Regions from separate parts of the Homo sapiens genome. Here region 1 is linked to region 2. Evidence: read pairs that join two places in POLR2A ChIA-PET (ENCODE). Cell type or tissue: PC-9. All regions are shown on one strand. Each heading gives the region's core, and the rest is flanking DNA. Links, peaks and the distances in the headings are about the cores only. Region 1 overlaps OGDH (oxoglutarate dehydrogenase). Region 2 has its middle 7.5 kb from the start of TMED4.

The links. ChIA-PET counts read pairs that join two places held together with the same protein. Peaks named below come from ENCODE experiments on the same cell type or tissue, not always from the same donor. Only the 100,000 strongest peaks of a DNase experiment are listed, where the experiment ranks them.
Region 1: POLR2A ChIA-PET joins it to region 2 with 42 read pairs; 6 of 35 experiments call an interaction of 5 or more read pairs at or near these places.

The regions. Positions count from the first base shown.
Region 1 is chr7:44,707,922-44,717,725 of GRCh38, reverse strand. OGDH (oxoglutarate dehydrogenase) reads right to left here. Exons shown (of 23, transcript NM_002541.4): 23 at 8,660-9,804. The coding sequence ends at 9,727. Among named protein-coding and RNA genes, the nearest start is that of ZMIZ2, 36 kb to the left of the region's middle. In PC-9, for the core only: no CTCF peak of the experiment used is centred there; DNase peaks (open chromatin) are centred at 5,515 and 6,865; H3K27ac peaks cover 1,607 bases.
Region 2 is chr7:44,584,837-44,594,641 of GRCh38, reverse strand. No RefSeq gene overlaps it. Among named protein-coding and RNA genes, the nearest start is that of TMED4, 7.5 kb to the right of the region's middle. RefSeq lists an enhancer at 6,204-6,253. In PC-9, for the core only: CTCF peaks have their summits at 6,147 and 6,350 (motif pointing left); a DNase peak (open chromatin) is centred at 6,351.

The sequences.
Region 1 (9,804 bases), core at 1,805-9,804, 120 kb before region 2:
CTGCCCTCCTCACCCTCCCAAAGTGCTGGGATTGCAGGTCTGAGCCACTGCTCCTGGCCCCAGATAATCACCTTTTGTTGGAACTCAAAAGTTATGAATGGCCCTTGCCATATCAATGTTTTCTGACTGGGTTCCTCTCTAACCTAAATGCAAGAGACCCAATAGTTAGGCAGGAATGTCATCACCCCTATTCTGGCTGAAGAAGTTACAGAAGATGGATCTTCATCCCTCTGCAACCTTTAGGATTAAGCGTTCTCCTCTAAAAGAGGGGGAGGGAAATGTCAGAGACATTTGAACCAGAGCAACTGCATCTTGAATAGGGGCTGGGTAAAAAATGAGGCTGAGACCTACTGGGCTGCATTCCCAGATGGTTAGGCATTCTAAGTCACAGGATGAGATAGGAAGTTGGTACAAGATACAGGTCATAAAGACCTTGCTGATAAAACAGTAAAGAAGCTGGCCAAAACCCACTCAAACCAAAATAGTGACGAGAGTGACCTCTGGTCATCCTCACTGCTACACTCCCACCTGTGCCATGACAGTTTACAAATGCCATGGCAACGATAGGAAGTTACCCTACATGGTCTAAAAAGGTGGCTTATGAATAATCCACCCCTTGTTTAGCATATAATCAAGAAATAACCATAAAAATGGGCAACCGCAGCCCTCAGGGCTGCTCTTTCTACGGAGTAGCCATTCTTTTATTCCTTTACTTTTTTTTTTTTTTTGAAACGGAGTCTCACTCTGCTGCCCAGGCTGGAGTGCAGTGGCGCAATCTTGGCTCATTGCAAACTTTGCCTACTGGGTTCAAGCAATTCTCCTGCCTTAGCCTCCTGAGTAGCTGGAATTACAGGTGCCTGCCACCACACCAGCTAATTTTTGCATTTTTAGTAGAGACAGGGTTTCACCATGTTGGCCAGGCTGGTCTCGAACTCCTGACCTGGTGATCCACCCGCTCTGGCCTCCCAAAGTACTAGGATTACAGGCTTGAGCCACCGTGCCTGGCAGAAGCGTTCTTCCTTTCTAATAAACTTTCCTTTTTCAAACCTATACTGTTGTCAGTAAATTCTTCCTACTAACCCGTGAGTCGACAACTTCCTGGTGCTGGACTCTGATACCTTGCCTGGCAAGCACTTTGGGAGGCTGAGGCAGGAGGATCGCTTGAGGCTAGGAGTTCAAGACTAGTCTGCATAACGTAAAAGACCCCATCTCTACAAAAGAACAAACAAAAAATATAGCCAGTTATGATGGCACATGCCTGTGGTTCTAGCTACTTGGGGGGCTGAAACCTGAGAAACACTTGAACCTGAGAGGTCAAGGGTGCTGTGAGCTGAAACTGCATCACTGCACTCCAGCCTGGGTGACAGAGTGACACCCTGTTTCAATATTAATTTAAAAAAAACCTAACATGTAGGTAGCCTGGGCAACAGTGTGAAAATGCATTTCTACAGAAAATACAAAAAGTAGCCGGGCATGGTGGCATGTACCTGTAGTCCCAGCTACTCAGGAGACTGAGGTGGGAGGATTGCTTGGGCCTGGGAGGTCAAGGCTGCAATGAGCCATGATCACAACACTGCACTTCATCCTGGGCGATAAAGCCAGATACTGTCTTAAAAAACAACCAACCGGCCAGGCATGGTGGCTCACGCCTGTAATCCCAGCACTTTGGGAGGCTGAGGTGGGCGGATCACATGAGGTCGGGAGTTCGAGACCAGCCTGACCAACATGGAGAAACCCCGTCTCTACTAAAAATACAAAAATTAGCTGGGCTTGGTGCCACATGCCTGTAATCCCAGTTACTCAGGAGGCTGAGGCAGGAGAATTTCTTGAACCTGGGAAGCAGAGATTGCAGTGAGCTGCGATCGCAACACTGCACTCCAGCCTGGGCAACAAGAGTGAAACTCCACCTAAAAAACAAAAAACGAAGAACAAATAAACAGGCCAGGCGCGGTGGCTCACGCTTGTAATCCCAGCACTTTGGGAGGCCGAGGCATGCGGATCACAAGGTCAGGAGATCGAGACCATGGTGAAACTCTGTCTCTACTAAAAAAAAAAAATACAAAAAATTAGCCAGGCGTGGTGGCAGGCGCCTGTAGTCCCAGCTACTCGGGAGGCTGAGGCAGGAGAATGGCGTGAACCCAGGAGGTGGAGCTTGCAGTGAGCCCGAGATCGCGCCACTGCACTCCAGCCTGGGTGACAGAGCGAGACTCCATCTCAAAAAAAAACCCAACCAAACAAACAAAAACAAAAAACATGTAGGCAGTCGGGTGCGGTGGCTCATGCTTGCAATCCCAGCACTTTGGGAAGCCAGGCAGGTGGATCACTTGAGGTCAAGAGTTCGAGACCAGCCTGACCTATATGGTGAAAACCTGTCTCTACCAAGAATACAAAAATTAGCCGGGCATGGTGGTGCACACTTGTAATCCCAGCTACTCAGGAGGCTGAGGCAGGAAAATCACTTGAACCCAGGAGGAGGAGGTTGCAGTGAGCCGAGATTGCGCCATTGCACTCCAGCCTGGTTGACGGAGTGAGACCCTGTCTCAAAAAAATAAAAAATTCATTACGTAACTAAAAAGACAGTGTGGTATTGGTGAAGAATAAAGACAAAGATCAATGCATAGAGTAGCAAACCCAGAAACAGACCCAAACAAATAATACCCAACTAGTGACAGGTATGCATCACCATGCCCAGCTAATTTTTTTGTATTTTTAGTAGAGACGCAGTTTGGTCACCACGTTGGCCAGGCTGTTCTCAAACTCCTGAGTGTGATGGCTCATGCCTGTAATCCCAGAACTTGGGAGGCTGAGGGTGGATTGCTTGAGCCCAGGAGTTTGAGACCAGCCTGGGCAACATGGCAAAAACCCATGTATATTTTAAAAAAAAAATTGCCCGGCATGATGGCTCACTCCTGTAATCCCAGCACTTTGGGGGGCTGAGGCAGGTGGATAATCTGAGGTCAGGAGTTTGAGACCAGCCTGACCAACAAAGTGAGACTCCATCTTTACTAAAAATACAAAAATTAGCCGGGCGTGCTGGTGGGCACCTGTAATCCTGCTACTCGGGAGGCTGAGGCAGGAGAATCGCTTGAACCTGGGAGGCAGAGGTTGCAGTGAGCCTCCGAGGGGCTGCAGCCCACCCTGGCCAGGATGGTCTTAAACTCCTAACCTCAGGTGATCCACCTGCCTTGGCCTCCCAAAGTGCTGGGATTACAGGCGTGAGCCACTGCACCCAGCCTGAAATTTTATTATTACTCAAGTCAGTGTCCCTGAGCATTTGAGCATTTGGGGATCAGAGTTTTTAAGGATAGTTTGGTGGGTAGGGGGAGGCAGCCAGTGAGTCAGGAGTGCTGATTGGTTGGGTTGGAGATTAAATCATAGGGAGCTGAACTGTCCTCTTGTGCTAGGTCAGTTCCCGAGTGGGGGCCCCAAGATCACATGAGCCAGTTTATCAACCTGAGTGGTGCCAGCTGATCCATCTAGTGCAGGGTCTGCAGAATATCTCAAGCACTTATCTTAGGTTTTACAATAGTGATGTTATCACCAGGAGCGACTACTTGGGGAGCATCAGAATCTTGTAGCCTCTAGGGATATGACTCCTAAACCAAAATTTCTAACATGTTTGACTAATTTGTTAGTCCTATAAAGGCAGTCTCGTCCCAGGCAAGAAGGGGGTTTGTTTTGGGAAAAGGCAGTTATATTTGTGTCAAACTACAAACTATAAACTAAGTTCCTCCTAAAATTAGTTCAGCCTATGCCCGGGAATGGACAAAGACAGCTTGGAGGTCAGAAACAGGATGGAGTTGGCCAGGTCAGAACTCTGTCACTGTCTCAGTTACAATTCTGCAATGACAGTTTCAGGAGGCCCCTTCGGGGAAGTAGAAATGGCCAGCATTGGGCGGGAGTTAGAAGGTTCTTACAACACAGAATGAACACAACGTTTGTGGTGCCTTGAACCCCAAAGAGCAAGTGCCAGCCACTCAGTAAATAAGCCCTGGATGAAGGGTGGGGAGGGGGTAGGGGGTCCCATCCCAACTTTGGAAATCTAGGCAGGACCTGGCCCACCGTGGCATAAGGGGCTCTGGTATTGAGTCTTGGAAGGAAAGAGCTATGGTAGCTTCCCAAAATGATGGCCAAAGTCCTGTTCCATTTTCCTATTACCAGCCTTTCTGCTCAGTCTTTAGTTACCACCTCTCCAATAGAGGGAAAATGTAATAGACAAGCAAGTATCCCTTCATCCTGGAAGCCCAAGGGAGTCCCTGCCATGTGCCAGGCACTGCAGCCAATGTGGGGGACAGCAAACAAACCAGTGGCAGGATGGTGACACACACACAGCTCCTGAGTGACAGGGTGGGCTGGGAGGGAGTGGGCTCCGCAGACAAGGCAGGGAAAGGGATTCCAGGGAGAGGGAGCGAGGAGATGAAGGGGGGCCACCTAGTTCCTCTCCAGGTCCTCTTTGTGCAGCCTGGAGCACCAGTGGGGAGGGAGGACAGCCCCCTAAGCAACCAGACTGCTGGGGAAGGTGAGCTAGTGGTTTCCTACAGGGGACAGACAGGATCCAATCTGAGTTTGAAGATCATTTTGCAGTAACACGGCAGTCCTACAGCCCTGAAGAGACGAGCAGGTGGCTCCTGGCACAGCCCCAGCAGGGGAAGGGAATAAGGGGTACAGAATGCCCAGTGGCACTGCCAGGTTACTGGCATGGCTGATTAAAAACACCTAGGGAGGGACACCGGGTGTGGTGGCTCATGCCTGTAATCCCAGCACTTTGGGGGGCCAAGATGGGTGGATCACGAGGTCAGGAGATCGAGACCATCCTGGCTAATATGGTGAAACCCCGTTTCTACTAAAAATACAAAAAAATTAGCCGGGCGTGGTGGCGGGCGCCTGTAGTCCCAGCTACTCGGGAGGCTGAGGCAGGAGAATGGCGTGAACCCAGGAGGCAGAGTTTGCAGTGAGCAGAGATCGCACCACTGCACTCCAGCCTAGGTGACAGAGCCAGACTCCATCTCCAAAAATCAACCAACCAACCAACCAAACAAAAAACCTAGGGAGGGACAAGATCTGGGGCTGGGTGGAGAAGAAAAGGAGACTCCCCTTGGACATCTAGACTCACCCCCTGCTCTGCAGAGGCACATGGTTAGCTGTCGGGGGCCTGCTCCCCACCTCCTTTCTTCCCACTGTCTTATCCAGTGCCCCAGGGGCCAGGACCCCCACCCACAGATGATGCATAGGACCCAGTGCGTTTCCCTGCTCTGATCCATAAAGCCAATGGCCTCCCTGACATTTCCACCTGGAGGTCACAAAGATTTCAAATTCAGCCTCCCCCACCCCCTACACACCCCTCTGACCTACTGTCTCCCAGTTCCACGTTGCGGTTGGCCAGGCAAGCCTTCCTGACATCTATCTGCCTTCCGCCCAAGTTTTTATCTCACCTGGATCTCTAAGCTCCACCCATTTCCCTCCAACACCTCTGGGTGCCGGTAACATCTGCTCCCACAGACCACTACAGCCTCTGGACATACCAACCTGGTCACTAATCTGTTTACCTTCCTTTCCTGGCCTCTGGCTGTGACAAATGAGGCAATGCGGCTTTGCTAACTCCAGAACTAAGCAAAACTGTTCCTTGATCCACAGCCCAGACCCTTCATTGAACCTAGGTGCTAAACTCTGTTAAGCCTGACCTTCAGGACCAGAGTGAGCAGAGGAAATGAGAGAGAAGACCTGGCACAGAGGGAACAGCCCCTATCCTCGGGGCCTGTTCAGTAGTGACTTTTCCCACTAGGGCTGGTTCCCTACACAGGGTAGAGGTCTGGGAAGGGAAGGGACTCAGGGTGCCCAGGTCAAGAGTTTCAGAGGCAGACCAGAACCCAGTTCTGCGCTGGGGAGAGCTGGAAAGGAGACAGGGTCTTGGCAGGTCTCAAGGCTGACAAACCCAACCGACACACCAGTGGATACAGCACTGGAGAGGGAGACTCTGGCCAGGGGCCTGGGTGGACTTGGGCACTTTGGAGTTAACAGAAGTTCCCATGGCAATCTGGGGCCCTGAGCCCATGAGCCAGGTTGGGGGCCGGTGAAGCTCTAGGGAGGAGAGGTCTGGGAAGATGGGTGAGGCTGGGTGGGGGAATGAGGACTTAGGAGGTGGGTAACGTGGCCCCTTTGGGTATCCTGGAGAAAACCCCCTGCTCTGGCCGTCATTCAGGGAAGTCTTTGATGATTTATTTTGGGGACTGAGAGAGCCAGGTGTGCTAGCATACACTGGAGTGGGCAGAGCAGGGGTCCCTGAGCAGAGACCTGCTGGTCACAAGATCACGGAATCCTACACAGGGACATTTCTACCATCTCTGTACAGTGAAATCCCAGTCGAATACTATCCCGACAGGGAGCTCACTACCCTACCAAAGTTAGGCCTGAAGTATCACTGGACATTGATTCCAATTCTGTTTCTGCTGGAGGAAAGGGAGGGAATCCGGGTGTAGGGTTCCTAGTCACTCCAGTGGGGCTGGCAGCCTCTTCTCCCTTCTCAAGCGTGGACACCTTTGCACAAACATGCGGATGGAGTGAAGCCTCAGCCTATCATTCCCCATCCCCCATCCCCCACCCCCTCCAGAAGGCACTCTCAGACCACACTGAGTTCATGGGGCTGGTGATGCCCCTCTTTCACCCTCACCCACCCCAGCCATCACCAGCAGTAGTACTTGGGTGAGGGGGGCTGGCTCTGAAGTTCCCTCCCCAGTGGAGCAAGCTGACGCTCTCACATCTAGCTTAGATATTTCGGATCCAGAAGTACCTTTTTTATATCCAGAAAAGCGCAAGGATGTTGGCAGTGATGTTGGGTAGGTTATGTCCCTGTCTGCCCTGCCCCAACGGCGACAATTCAGGAGCTTCAGGGGTGAGTCAGGGCCAAGCTGCTCGCCAGTGACCAGAACAAGGCCTCTTTGTCCTAAAAACGGTTTGCATTTCCCTTCAGCTCACCCACACCACACCATGCCTGCTGCATCTGTGATGCTAACCCAAGGCTGTCACCTGATGTCACTCTGCTGTTCGACACACACACACACACACACACACACACACACACACACACACACACGGTCCTGACCCACTAAGTCTCATCTAAACACACAAGATGCTGCCTAGACTGCATGGAGCTTCTTCCAACAATTGTTTTCCAATTTTAGAAAATGGGACAATTAAAAACTGAAACAGAACAAAACCAGGGAACCATCTGCAAGACGTCATGTGTGAACACCTGGTCCAGCATGTTCTGACTGTTCCTGATCTTTCCAGAGCCCTTACAAAGCCCTGTTCTCCTTGCAGGGTGCTGAGGGCCACAGACCTGCAGTGAGAACTTACAAAGACCTGCACATACTTAGAATTTCCAGAGGAGCTTTGCCTGTTCCTGTGGTCACAACTACCACCAGGACAACCTAGGGGTCACCGTGCTGAGCCGCTTCAGGAACCAACTCAAGCCCCACTCCCTGGGAAGTGTTCCTAGATCCTCAGAACCAGTTTGGGCTCTGCTCACCCGGATGTTCCGCTTCCCTGGCCAGCTGGGAAGCATCGAGGCGAGTCCCAGCTTACCTTGCTGCAGCACACCGAGGCCATTTTTCCAAAATCTTTTTTTTGTTGTTGAGACACGGTCTTGCTTTGTCACCCAGCTGGGAGTGCAACCACAGCTCCCTGCAGCCCTGACCTCCCAGGCTTGAGTGATCCTCCCACCTCAGCCTCCTGAGTAGCTGGGACTACAGGTATGCGCCATCACACCCTGCTGATGTTTAAATTTTTTTGCAGAGATAGGGTCTATGTTGCCCAGGCTGGTCTTGAACTCCTGGCCTGAAGCGATCCTCCTGCCTTGGCCTCCTATAGTACTGAGATTATAGGTGTGAGCCACCCAGCCCGGCCAGGATTTTGGGTAAGTGGTGAGGCACAGGGAGGTGGCACTGGTCACCAGCAGACGTGTGCAGGAGCGCCTGTCTACAGCTCTGGGGGTGATGGCAGCAGCTCTTCACGCCCACCCCAGGACCCACTCCACTTGGCACTGGCTGGTGGTCATGCTTCCATCAGAAGAACCTTGGGCCATGCTGCAAAGCGACAACAGGACAAATCCGGGGACCCAGGCAGGTGCTCCCTAGAGAACAGGGTGGTGGGTCAGAGGCTTGACCCCACTTAAGCTCTTCCTCAGGGGTGAGATTGGTTGAGTGCTCAGGAAGCCAATACCTGGCTTGTTATGGGATGAAGCTCTTGGCCAGAGGGGACCCAGGTGTGTGCTGGTGAGAGGCCCCATCTCCAGGTTGGAATCGTTGCTTGGGCTCTGGGGAGCACTAATTAACAAACGTGTGGTTAGGGTGAACCCGCAGGCACGCTGGCTCAAACGGAGAGGCACAGAGTGCAGAGTACTTTTTCAAGGTGGAGCCAGGGGAAGGACCCAGAGCAGGGAAAGCTCAGAAACAGGACTGCACCCAAACAGCCCGGCAGCCCAGGCCGCCTCTGCCGCATTCACAATGACGGCTTTGCCGGCGAGGGCCTGCAGGTGGTGGTCATCACTCCCCCTGTCCAATGAGGAGGGGGCTGCTTCCCAGGTGGGTTAGGAGGGGACTGGCCCATCCCCATCCCCTCAGGGGAGAAGGCAGAACAGACAGAAAGACACAGCAGACATGCCCACGGATATAACTTAGTTTATGGGTCAAGCCAATGCAATGCAAAGTTGTTTCTGTTCCTTTTTTTTTTTTTTAACCAAAATAAATAAATCAGATCTGTCCCTGTGAAGGTCAGAGTGATAAATGAGGGGCAGCTGGCCCCTTGGCCATGGCCTGGCCCCTCACCCCCAGCCCCTCCTCTCCCTCTTCTGACCTGCTTTGGCACAGCAAAGAAAACGATGCATCAGAAAGTCTCCATTGGGTTAAAGGAGAAAGAAAGAGTGGTTGGGGTGGGGAGGGAGTCCAAGAGAGGAGGTGGAGGGTTAACAGGACCAAGACAGAGCAGCCAGTGCCCCGGTGGTGGCTACCTGAGCGGGGCTTCCTGGCTACACACAGACTCTGTGGGCTCCAGGTGCTGCCTGGGCCCAGGAGGGGTGGGTGGGGCATGCTTGGGCCCCACACACAGCCTGGAACCCTCGAAGGAACAGCAGATAATGGACACTGCAGAGACTGAAGCTGCCCTTTCTGTGCCAGGTCAGGCCAAGGCTCTCTCCTGCCAGCTGCCCCGGGTCATCCTCAGTTCACGCCACGGCTGGGGCCCACCCTAGAAACCTCTGCCAGCCATGGCTAGATCCGACTCCAGGCTCCTCTACAGATTCTAAGGCTCAGGCTCAAGATGAAGCTATCCTAGTCTCAAATACAGGAGCCTGTGCCTTGCTGGGTGACAGCGGAAGCCAGCACACAAGGCCCAGTTCCTATCCTAGTGGGTGAGACTGGTGGGGAGGATTGTGGCCAGAGCTGACCCCTCCCCAAGGACATCCCTCGGGGGCTACCTTTCCTCCTCCTGCTCCCCCCGGCCTCCTGGAAAACTGCTCAGAAGTCAGCAGAGCCTGGGCAGCGTGTGGCCTGTGGGGCAGCCAAGCACTGGAGGGGGACGACAGCCTAACTCCTATGAGAGCAGAGGGAGGGGTGGTGGCACAGCGAGGAGGGCGGTGGTGTGGGCAGCGCTGAGGCACTATTCTTTAGTTGAGAAGCAAGGGGCAGTCATGGGTGTGGAGAGGGCAGTGGCCCAAGCAACCCTAGGCAGCATCTACGAGAAGTTCTTGAAGACGTCCAGGTCGAAGGCCGTGTCCAGGAGGCGCTGCAGCTCCGTCAGGTGGGTCTTCTT
Region 2 (9,805 bases), core at 553-8,552:
CAGAGTCTCGCTCTGTCACCCAGGCTGGAGTACAGTGGCACGATCTCCTCTCACTGCAACATCTGCCTCCCAGGTTCAAGCGATTCTCCTGCCTCAGCCTCCCAAGTACCTGGGATTACAGGCGCCCGCCACCACGCCTGACTAGTTTTTGTATTTTTAGTAGAGATGTGATTTCACCATGTTGGCCAGGCTGGTCTCCGACACCTGACCTCTGGTGATCTGCCCACCTTGGCCTCCCAAAGTGCTGGGATTATAGGCGTGAGCCACCACACCCCACGGTATGTAATTTTGTATAATATTCTCTTATCTTTTTTATTTCTATATGGTCGGTAATGCCTCCACTTTCATTTCTGATTTTAATTATTTGTGTCTTCTTTTTTCTGTGTTAGTGTAGGGAAAGGTTTGTTCATTTTGTTGATCTTTTCAAAGAACCAACTTTTGCTATCATTGACTCTATTGTTTTTCTATCCTCTATTTTATTTATCCCTACTTTAATCTTTATTGTGTCCTTCCTTTTGCTAGTTTGGGGTTTAGTTGGCTCTTTTTCAAGTTCATCAAGGTATAAATTTGGTTATTGATTTGATATCTTTCTTCATTTCCACTATCACAAATTTTACACATGATCTTCTTTAAATGTAGACATTTACAACTATATATTTCCCTTTGAACACTGCCTTTAACTACATCCCATAACTTTTGCTCAGTATGATTTTTCATTAAAGTATACATTCCATATTCATTCAACAAATATTTGTTTGTTTATTTGTTTGCTTTTAGAGACAGAGTTTCACTCTGTTGCCCAGGCTGGAGTGAAGTGGCACGATCTTGGCTCACTGCAACCTCCACCTCCTAGGTTCAAGCGATTCTTGCACCTCAGCCTCCCAAGTAGCTGGGATTACAGGCGCCCGCCACCATGCCCAGCTAATTTTTTGTATTTTTAGTAGAGATGGGGTTTCGCCACGTTGCCCAGGCTGGTCTCAAACTCCTGAGCTCAGGCAATCCACCGCTCCAGCCTCCCAAACTGCTAGGATTACAGGCATGAGCCACCACAACCAGCCTCATTCAACAAATATTTATACTGGTTTGCTTCTAGGTGCTGGGGATACAGAGGTGAACACAACAGACAGGCGGGATCTATGTTATTACAGAGGTGACATTTTCAGGATGTACAAACAAGGTAGTAATTGATGGTTTGAAATCCATAGATAAAATGGTACTGTGATAGAGAGTGGCAGTAGCACTTCTTTCCTTCTTTCTTTCTCTCTCTTTCTTCTCTCTCTCTCTTTCTTTCTTTCTTTTTTTGTTTTTTGACCAAGTTTCACTCAGAGTGGCAATAGCACTTCTTTCCTTCTTTCTTTCTCTCTTTCTTTCTTTTCTCTCTCTTTCTTTTTTTTTTGTTTTTTGTTTTTTGACGGAGTTTCGCTCTTGTCGCCCAGGCTGGAGTGCAGTGGCATGATCTCTGCTCACTGCAACCTGCACCTCCTGGGTTCAAGCAATTCTCCTGCCTCAGTCTCCTGAGTAGCTTGGATTACAGGCTCCTGCCACCACACCTGGCTAATTTTTTGAATTTTTAGTAGAGATGAGGTTTCGCCATGTTGGGCAGGCTGGTCTTGAACTCCTCACCTCAGGTGATCTGCCCACCTGGGCCTCCCAAAGTGCTGGGATTACAGGTGTGAGATACCGCGCCCAGCCTCTTTCTTAATTTTTGAGACAGGGTCTCATTCTGTCACCCAGTCTGGAGTACAGCGGTGTGATCTCGGCTAACTGCAGCCTCTGCCTCCCAGGCTCAAACCATCCTCCCATTTCAGCCTCCTGAGTAGCTGGGACCACAGGCATGTGCTACCATACACAGGTAAGTTTTGTATTTTTGGTAGAGACAGGGTTTCACCATGTTGCCCAGGCTGGTCTCAAACTCTTGAGCTCAGGTGATCCACCTTCCTCGGCCTCCCAAAGTGCTGGGATCACAGGCATGAGGCACTGCGCCTGGTCTCTAGCATTTAATTTTTAATTTTTATTTTATTAAATAAATAACACATTATTTTCTGTTTTTTACTCTCAAACTCCTTTTGACTTTGATTTTTAATTTTTTATTTATTTATTTTTTTAGAGACAGGGTCTCACTTTGTCATCCAGGTTGGAGTGCAGTGGCATGATCATAGCTCATTACAGCCTCAAACTCCTGGCTTCAAGCATTCTCCTGCCTCAGCCTCCCAAAGTGCTGGGGTTATAGGCATAGGTCACTATACCTCGCCTCAAATTCCTTTTTACCAAGTGACATATTCATATGGCTCAGAAATAAAAAGTATATTTAAAAGTTTTGTTTGTAAAGTCTCCTACCCCATGACCATCCACCTCATTCTTTGTTGGCTTGCCAGACCCCTTCCCTGCTGGGGTTAACTCTTGTTGGATCATGGGGCAGTCATTTATCCTGGGGTGAGAGCAGAGGTGGAGGGAATTCAGGGGTTTGGTAGTGGCCATTTACCGACCAGGACAAGAATATTTCTATATTTTAACCAGTATAACCCTACTGGTGTATATGAGCTAAATCTTAGGTTACCTATAACCACTTACATTAGTTTCTTAAATATTCTTCCAGTGTTTTTTCATGAAGGTACAAATACCAAAGAGAGTTTACTATGTATTCTCTTCCGCATCTGCTTTTCAAATTGATGGCCAGGTGCAGTGGCTCACACTTGTAATCCCAGCACTTTGGGAGGCCAAGGTGGGTGATCACCTGAGGTTGGGAGTTCGAGACCAGCCTGGCCAACATGGTAAAACCCCATGTCTACTAAAAATACAAAAATTAGCCAGGTGTGATGGTGCACACCTGTAATCCCAGCTACTTGGGAGGTTGAGGCATGAGAATCAGTTGAACCCAGGAGGCAGAAGTTGCAGTGAGCTGAGATGGCGCCACTGTACTCGGGCCTGGGCTGCAGAGTGAGACTCTGTCTCAAAAAAAAAAAAAAAAAAAAAAAAAGGCTGGGCGCGGTGGCTCACACCTGTAATCCCAGCACTTTGGGAGGCCGAGGCGGGCGGATCACAAGGTCAGGAGTCGAGACCATCCTGGCTAACACGGTGAAACCCCGTCTCTACTAAAAATACAAAAAACTAGCCGGTCGCGGTGGCAGGTGCCTGTAGTCCCAGCTACTCGGGAGTTTGAGGCAGGAGAATGGTGCAAACCTGGGAGGCGGAGCTTGCAGTGAGCCGAGATTGCGCCACTGCACTCCAGCCTGGGTGACAGAGCAAGACTCCGTCTCAAAAAAAAAAAAAAAAAAAAGAAAGGAAAACAAATTGAACAGTATATCCTGGAAATCTTTCTATTCGTATAAAGCTTTTCAGTTCATAGAGAGCTTCCTGACTTTTTCCAGTTGCATAACTGCATTGTGTGGTTTCAGTAGGGATAGCTCATCAGCGTTCCATTTGGTATTGGCTGGGGCAGCTCCACTGGGACTGCAGGATCCAAGATGGCTTCATTCCAATGACTGGTCCAATTGGGTGGGCTGGACCTCCTGTCAGCTGGGTTCCAAGGGAATGAAAATGGAAGCTGCAAGGTCTCTTATGGCCTAAGCCCCAGAAGTCATATAGCTTCTCTTCCACTGCATTGAATTGGTCAGAACAAACCACAGGGCCAGTTCAAATTCAAGTTGAGGGAAAATAGACTCCACCCCTCAATGGGAGGAACAGTATGTGTTTATAGGGATTGGAGGAATTGTCAGCAGTGGTCTTTGCAGACAGTAACACACCAAAGCCCAATCAAGGTTCACGTCTTTTTTGGTATTATGCATCTTTTTATTTATTTTTTTGAGATAGGGTCTCACTCTGTCACCCTGGCTGGGTGCAATGGCGCGATTTGGGTTCACTGCAACCTCCACCTCTTGGACTCAAGCAATCCTCCCACCTCAGCTTCTTGAGTAGCTGGGACTATAGTCACACAACACCACTCCTGGCTTAACTTTTGTATTTTTTGTAGAGGTGGGATTTAGCCATGTTGCCCAGGTTGGTCTTGAACTTCTGGGCTCAAGCGATCCACCCACCTGGGCCTCCCAAAGTGCTGGAATTATAGGTGTGAGCCACTGCGCCCAGCCTTGGTCTCTTTTAAACTAGTACATTTCCCCCACTTTCTTTATCTTCTCTCTCTTCTTGACTTTAGTTTTTGAAGGGCTGAGGCAAACTTTCCCATACTCTGGATGTGCCTTATTGTTTCCTCTAACTTTGCCCTCTGTCTCCTAAATTTCCTGTAAACTGCAAGATGGGATAAAAGACCTGCTTAGATCAGGTTAAATGCTATTAAGGACAGGTGCTCGCGCCTGTAATCCCAGCACTTTGGGAGGCCAAGGTGGGTGGATCACTTGAGCCCAGGAGTTTGAGACCAGTCTGGGCAACATAGTGAAATTGCATCTTTACAAAAAAAATACAAAAATTAGCTGGGCATGGTGGCACGTGCCTGTAGCCCTAGCTACTGGGGAGGCTAAGGTGGGAGGATTGCTTGAGAGGCCGAGTCTGCAGTGAGTGAAGATCACACTACTGCATTGCAGCCTGGGCAACTGAGTGAGACTCCGCCTCAAAAAAAAAACCCAAACCGGGCTGGTGCGGTGGCTCACACCTGTAATCCCAGCAGTTTGGGAGGGCAAGGCGGACAGATCACTTGAGGTCAGGAGTTTGAGACCAACCTGGCCAACATGTTGAAACACCGTCTCTACTAAAAATACAAAATTTAATGGGGCATGGTGGTGCACGCCTACTCTGGAGGCTGAAGCAGGAGAATTGCTTGAACCTTGGAGGCAGAGGTTTCACTGAACCGAGATCGTGCCACTGCACTTCAGCCTGGGCAACAGAGCGAGACTCTGTCTCAAAAAACAAAACAAAACAAAACAAAACAACAAAAACCAACCAAACAAAAAGATTTAATGCTATTTGCAAAAATTCTCTGTACCCACTGATAATCCTTACGTTAGGATGATTGTCTCTTGCCTGGACAGGATAATTCTGAAACCTACTTCAGATTGTCATTCCTCACTCAAAACCCCCTAAAGAATTCTTGCTCAGGGTAAGAGCCAAAGTCCTTCAGATGTTCTAAAAGGCCAGCCCATCTGTGACTCTTTTCCTCTGACGTTCTCACATGCTGTCCTCCTGCCCCGCTGGCTTCCTTGCCCTCCTAATTCACCAGACATGCATTAGCCTCCAGCCTTCACTCTTTTCCCAGGCATACACACGACTGCCCCTCCTGAGGGGCCTTTCATCTGGCACCTTCTTGGGGAGCCTTACTGCCACTCTGTCTAAAATTGTACCCACCCACACCTCCAACTAAACACTCCTTACATTTTAGTTTCCTGTGGCTGCCATAACAAATTACCAGAAACATGATAGATTAAAACAACAAGGCCAGGTGCGGTGGCTCATGCCTGTAATCCCAGCACTTTGGGAGGCTGAGGTGGGCGGATCATGAGGTTAGGAGTTCGAGACCAGCCTGGCTGATATGGTGAAACGCCGTCTCTACTAAAAATACAAAAATTAGCTGGGCGTTGTGGCAGGTGCCTGTAATCCTAGCTACTTGGGAGGCTGAGGCAGGAGAATTGTTTGAACCCAGGAGGCGGAGGTTACAGTGAGCCGAGATCACGCCATTGTACTCCAGCCTGGGCGACAAGAGTGAAACTCCCATCTCAAAAAAAAAAAAAAAAAAAAAAAAAAAGACATGTATTCTCTCTCTCAGTCACGGACGGCAGAAGTCCGAAGTGAGGAGTGGGCAGGGCTGCACTTCCTAGGCTCTCGGGGAGACTTTTTTTCCTGTCCCTTCCAGTTTCTGGTGGCTCCAGGCATGCCTTGGCTTATGGCAGCATTATTATTCCAGTGTCTGCCTCTGTGATCATAGTGCCTCCTTTTCTTTTTTTTTTTTTTACATTTTTTTTTTGTATTTAGAGAAAAAAACACTTAACATAAAATTTACCATCTTAACCTTTTTTTTGAGACTCTGTTGCCCAGGCTGGAATGCAGTGTTACAATCACAGCTCACTGCAGCCTCAACCTCCTGGGCTCGTGACATCCTCCCATCTGACTCTCCCAAGTAACTGGGGACCACTGGCATGTGCCACCACACTTGGCTAATTTTTACATTTTTTGTAGAGACAGGGTTTCTCTATGTTGCCTAGGCTGGTCTCAAACTCCTCAGCTCAAGCAATCCTCCTGCCTTGGCCTCCCAAAGTGCTGGGATTATAGGCGTGAGCCACCACGCCTGGCCATGTTAACCATTTTTAGGTGTGCAGTTCAGTATGTTAAATATATTCACATTGTTATGAAACAGATGTCCAGAACTTTTTCATTTTGCTAATCTGAAACTCTGTACCCATTAGACAACAGCTCCCCCCGCAGGTAACCATTCTACTTTTTGCTTCTATGATTTTGACTACTTTAGACACTTTATCTAAATGGAATCATATGGCAATTGTCTTTCTGTGATTGACTTATACTACTTAGCATAATGTTAAGTTTCATCCATGTTGTAGCATGAATCAGAATTTCATCCCTTTTTATGGCTTGATAATACTGCATTGTATGTATATACCACATTTTGCGGTAGGTACAATGTATATTTACATTGCTTCCACCTCTTGGCTACTGTGAATAATGCTGCTATGAAAATGGGCGTGTAGGTATCTTTTCCAGATCCTGACTTTACTTCCTTTGGATAAATACTTACAGGTGGGACTGCTGGGGTATATGATTGTTCTACTTTTAATTATTTAACACTCTTCTACAATTTATTTTCTGTTTTTGTTGTTCTAATAGTAGTTATTATTAGGTGAGGTATTTCTTATCTCTTATAAGGACACCTGTCATTGGATTTAGGGTCCACCTGGTTAATCCAGGATTATCAAGTCTCAAAATCCTGAATTACATCTGCAAAGACTCTTTTTCCACATAAGGTCACATTCACAGGTTCCAGTGATTCAAACATGGACATGTCTTCTGGTCCCCCATTATGTCCACTATACTCTCTTTTTTTTTTTTTTTTTTAAGATGGAGTCTCGCTGTGTCGCCCAGGCTGGAGCGCAGTGGCGCGATCTTGGCTTCCTGCAAGCCCACCTCCCAGGTTCACGCCATTCTCCTGCCTCAGCCTCCCGAGTAGCTGGGACTACAGACACCCGCCACCACGCCCAGCTAATTTTTTTGTATTTTTTTAGTAGAGACGGGGTTTCACCATGTTAGCTAGGATGGTCTTGATCTCCTGACCTCGTGATCCCCCTGCCTCAGCCTCCCAAAGTGTCGGGATTACAGGCGTGAGCCACTGCGCCTGGCCTAAGTCCACTATACTTTCTTCTTCCCTGCCTTATTTTTATTCTTGATACTTATCTCCATCTGACATGCTCTATATTTCTTTATTTATCTTGTTTGGCAGACGACAATCAAGATAAAGCCATGGAGACAAGGATTTTTGTTGCTGTTGTTCTTGTTTTTTGAGACAGAGCCTCACTCTCACCCAGGCCTAGAGTGCAGTGGCACAATCTCGGTTCACTGCAACCTCTGCCTCCCAGGCTGAAGTGATCCTCCCACCTCAGCCTCCAGAGAAGCTGGGACTACAGGTGCTTGCCACATGCCTGGCTAATTTTTTGTATTTTTGGTAGAGACGGGGTTTTGCCATGTTGTCCAGGCTAGTCTTGAACTTCTGAGTTCAGATGATCCACCCAAAGTGCTGGGATTACATGCGTGAGCCACTGCGCCTGGCCTAGACAAGGATTTTTGTTTTGGTCACCTGTGTTTTCCCATTAGAACAGTGGCTGGCACAAATGGCTGCACAGCACATACTGGTTGAACAAATGAAGGACGGGGTGGCTGGTCTAGACAAAGAGCCTAGACAAACATCGGCAGAAATTGCTTCATGGCTTCTGAGCAGAAAAATCTCTCATCTGGGGAATTAGACTCCCTAAGTTAAATTTTCTTTCTTTTTTGGAGATGGGGTCTCACTCTGTTGCCCAGGCTGGAGTGCAGCAGCACCATCACAGCTCACTGCAGCCTCAACCTCCTGGGGGTCAAGCAATCCTCCCACCTCAGCCTCCCGAGTAGTTGGGACTACAGGCCCATGCCACCATGCCCAGCTAATTTTTTTTTTGGTAGAGACAGGGTGTCACCATGTAGCCCAGACTGGTCTTGAACTTCTGGACTCAAGCGATCTTCCTGCCTCGGCCTCCCAAATGCTGGGATTACAGGCATGAGCCACAGTGCCTCACCTCCTAAGTTAAATTTTCTGCAGTGGAGAATACAATCTCTTTAATATTATCTCTCAGTTAAGACAAATTTCAGGATCCTCCTTAAAAAAAAAAAAAAAAAGAAAGAAAATAAGTTTGCCAATACAAATACCATTTCTCACTAAAGTGAATTAGGGTTCCTTGGAGAAATGGTTGGTTTTGTTTCTGGGCAGTAAATGTATAAAACGGAAAGCAAGGAAGTCCAGGGTGTCCAATCTTTTGGCTTTCCTGGGCCACACTGGAAGAAGAAGAATTGTCTTGGGCCACACATAAAATACACTAACAATAGCTGATGAGCTAAAAAAAAAAAAATCTCATAATGTTTTTAGAAAGTTTATGAATTTGTGTTGGGCTGCATGGGCCACAGGTTGGACAAGCTTGACCTAAAGACTACTAGGATTGTGGATTACTAGGATTGTGCCAGAAGGACACAGCAGCAACTAAATATTTGATGAGACAATCTGAACATTTAAAAAAGGACAATGACTGTAATGGATTAAAGCACATCAAATATCTAAACATCCATCAATTCATGATAGCACTGCCCCTTCTCCCCAAAGAACCCAAAGTGGTCACAGTTAGAGGTTGCTGGGGCATCCATCCATCCATCTTTATTATTATTACTATTATTTGAGACAAGGTCTCACTCAGTCACCCATGCTAGAGTGCTGTCGTCCCATCACGGCTCACTGTATCCTCAACCTCCTGGGCTCCAGCCATTTCCCTGCCTCAGCCTCCTAAGTAGCGGGAATTACAGGCATGCATCACCATGCCTGTCTAATTTTTACATATTTTGTAAAGATCTTGCCATTTCCTGGGCTCAAGCAGTCCTCCTGTCTTGGCCCCCCAAAGTGCTGGGATTATAGGCAGAGCCACTGTGCGTGGGAAAGCATCAAGCATACATCCTGGCTATCCCGAATGGATTGTATTTCAAAGTAACCAGAGAGATGAGGGAATGCTCACCTTTGTAGAAGAATCTCATCTTATAAATGCAGGAGAAATGAGAGCATTTGAAATTACCACTTTGCACACCTAAGGAACATCATAAAACTACACTAGGGTTTCTCAACCTGGGTACTACTGACATTTTGAGCTGGATAATTCTTCGCTGTGGGGGGGAGGTGTGCTCTGTGAATTATACAATGTTTAGCAGTATTCCTTGCATTCATTTTCTAGATAACAGCAGTACCACCCGCCACCCCCCACCCAGTTGCAACAATCCAAAATATCTCCAGACATTGCCAAATTTCCCCTTGGTAGGACAGGGCAGAATCAACCCTCGTTGAGAACCAATGGTCTAATGATCATCAACGTTTGCTAGACTATTAGAAGAAAGGCTGATGGTAAACTTCATGGATAATCAGGATGACAACCCCCAAATTGAGAGATGAATTACAATATTACTAAGAGACAAACCCGCCTTGTGCCTCAGTAGAAGTACATAGTGCCAGCCACGAAGCGTTATTGCAAACAAAACAAAACAAAAAAACCCAAACCTCAACATTACACCTAAACCTAATGAAGCTTCTAGCCAGGGGCAAATCCAAGCTTTGTGGGGCCTTAAA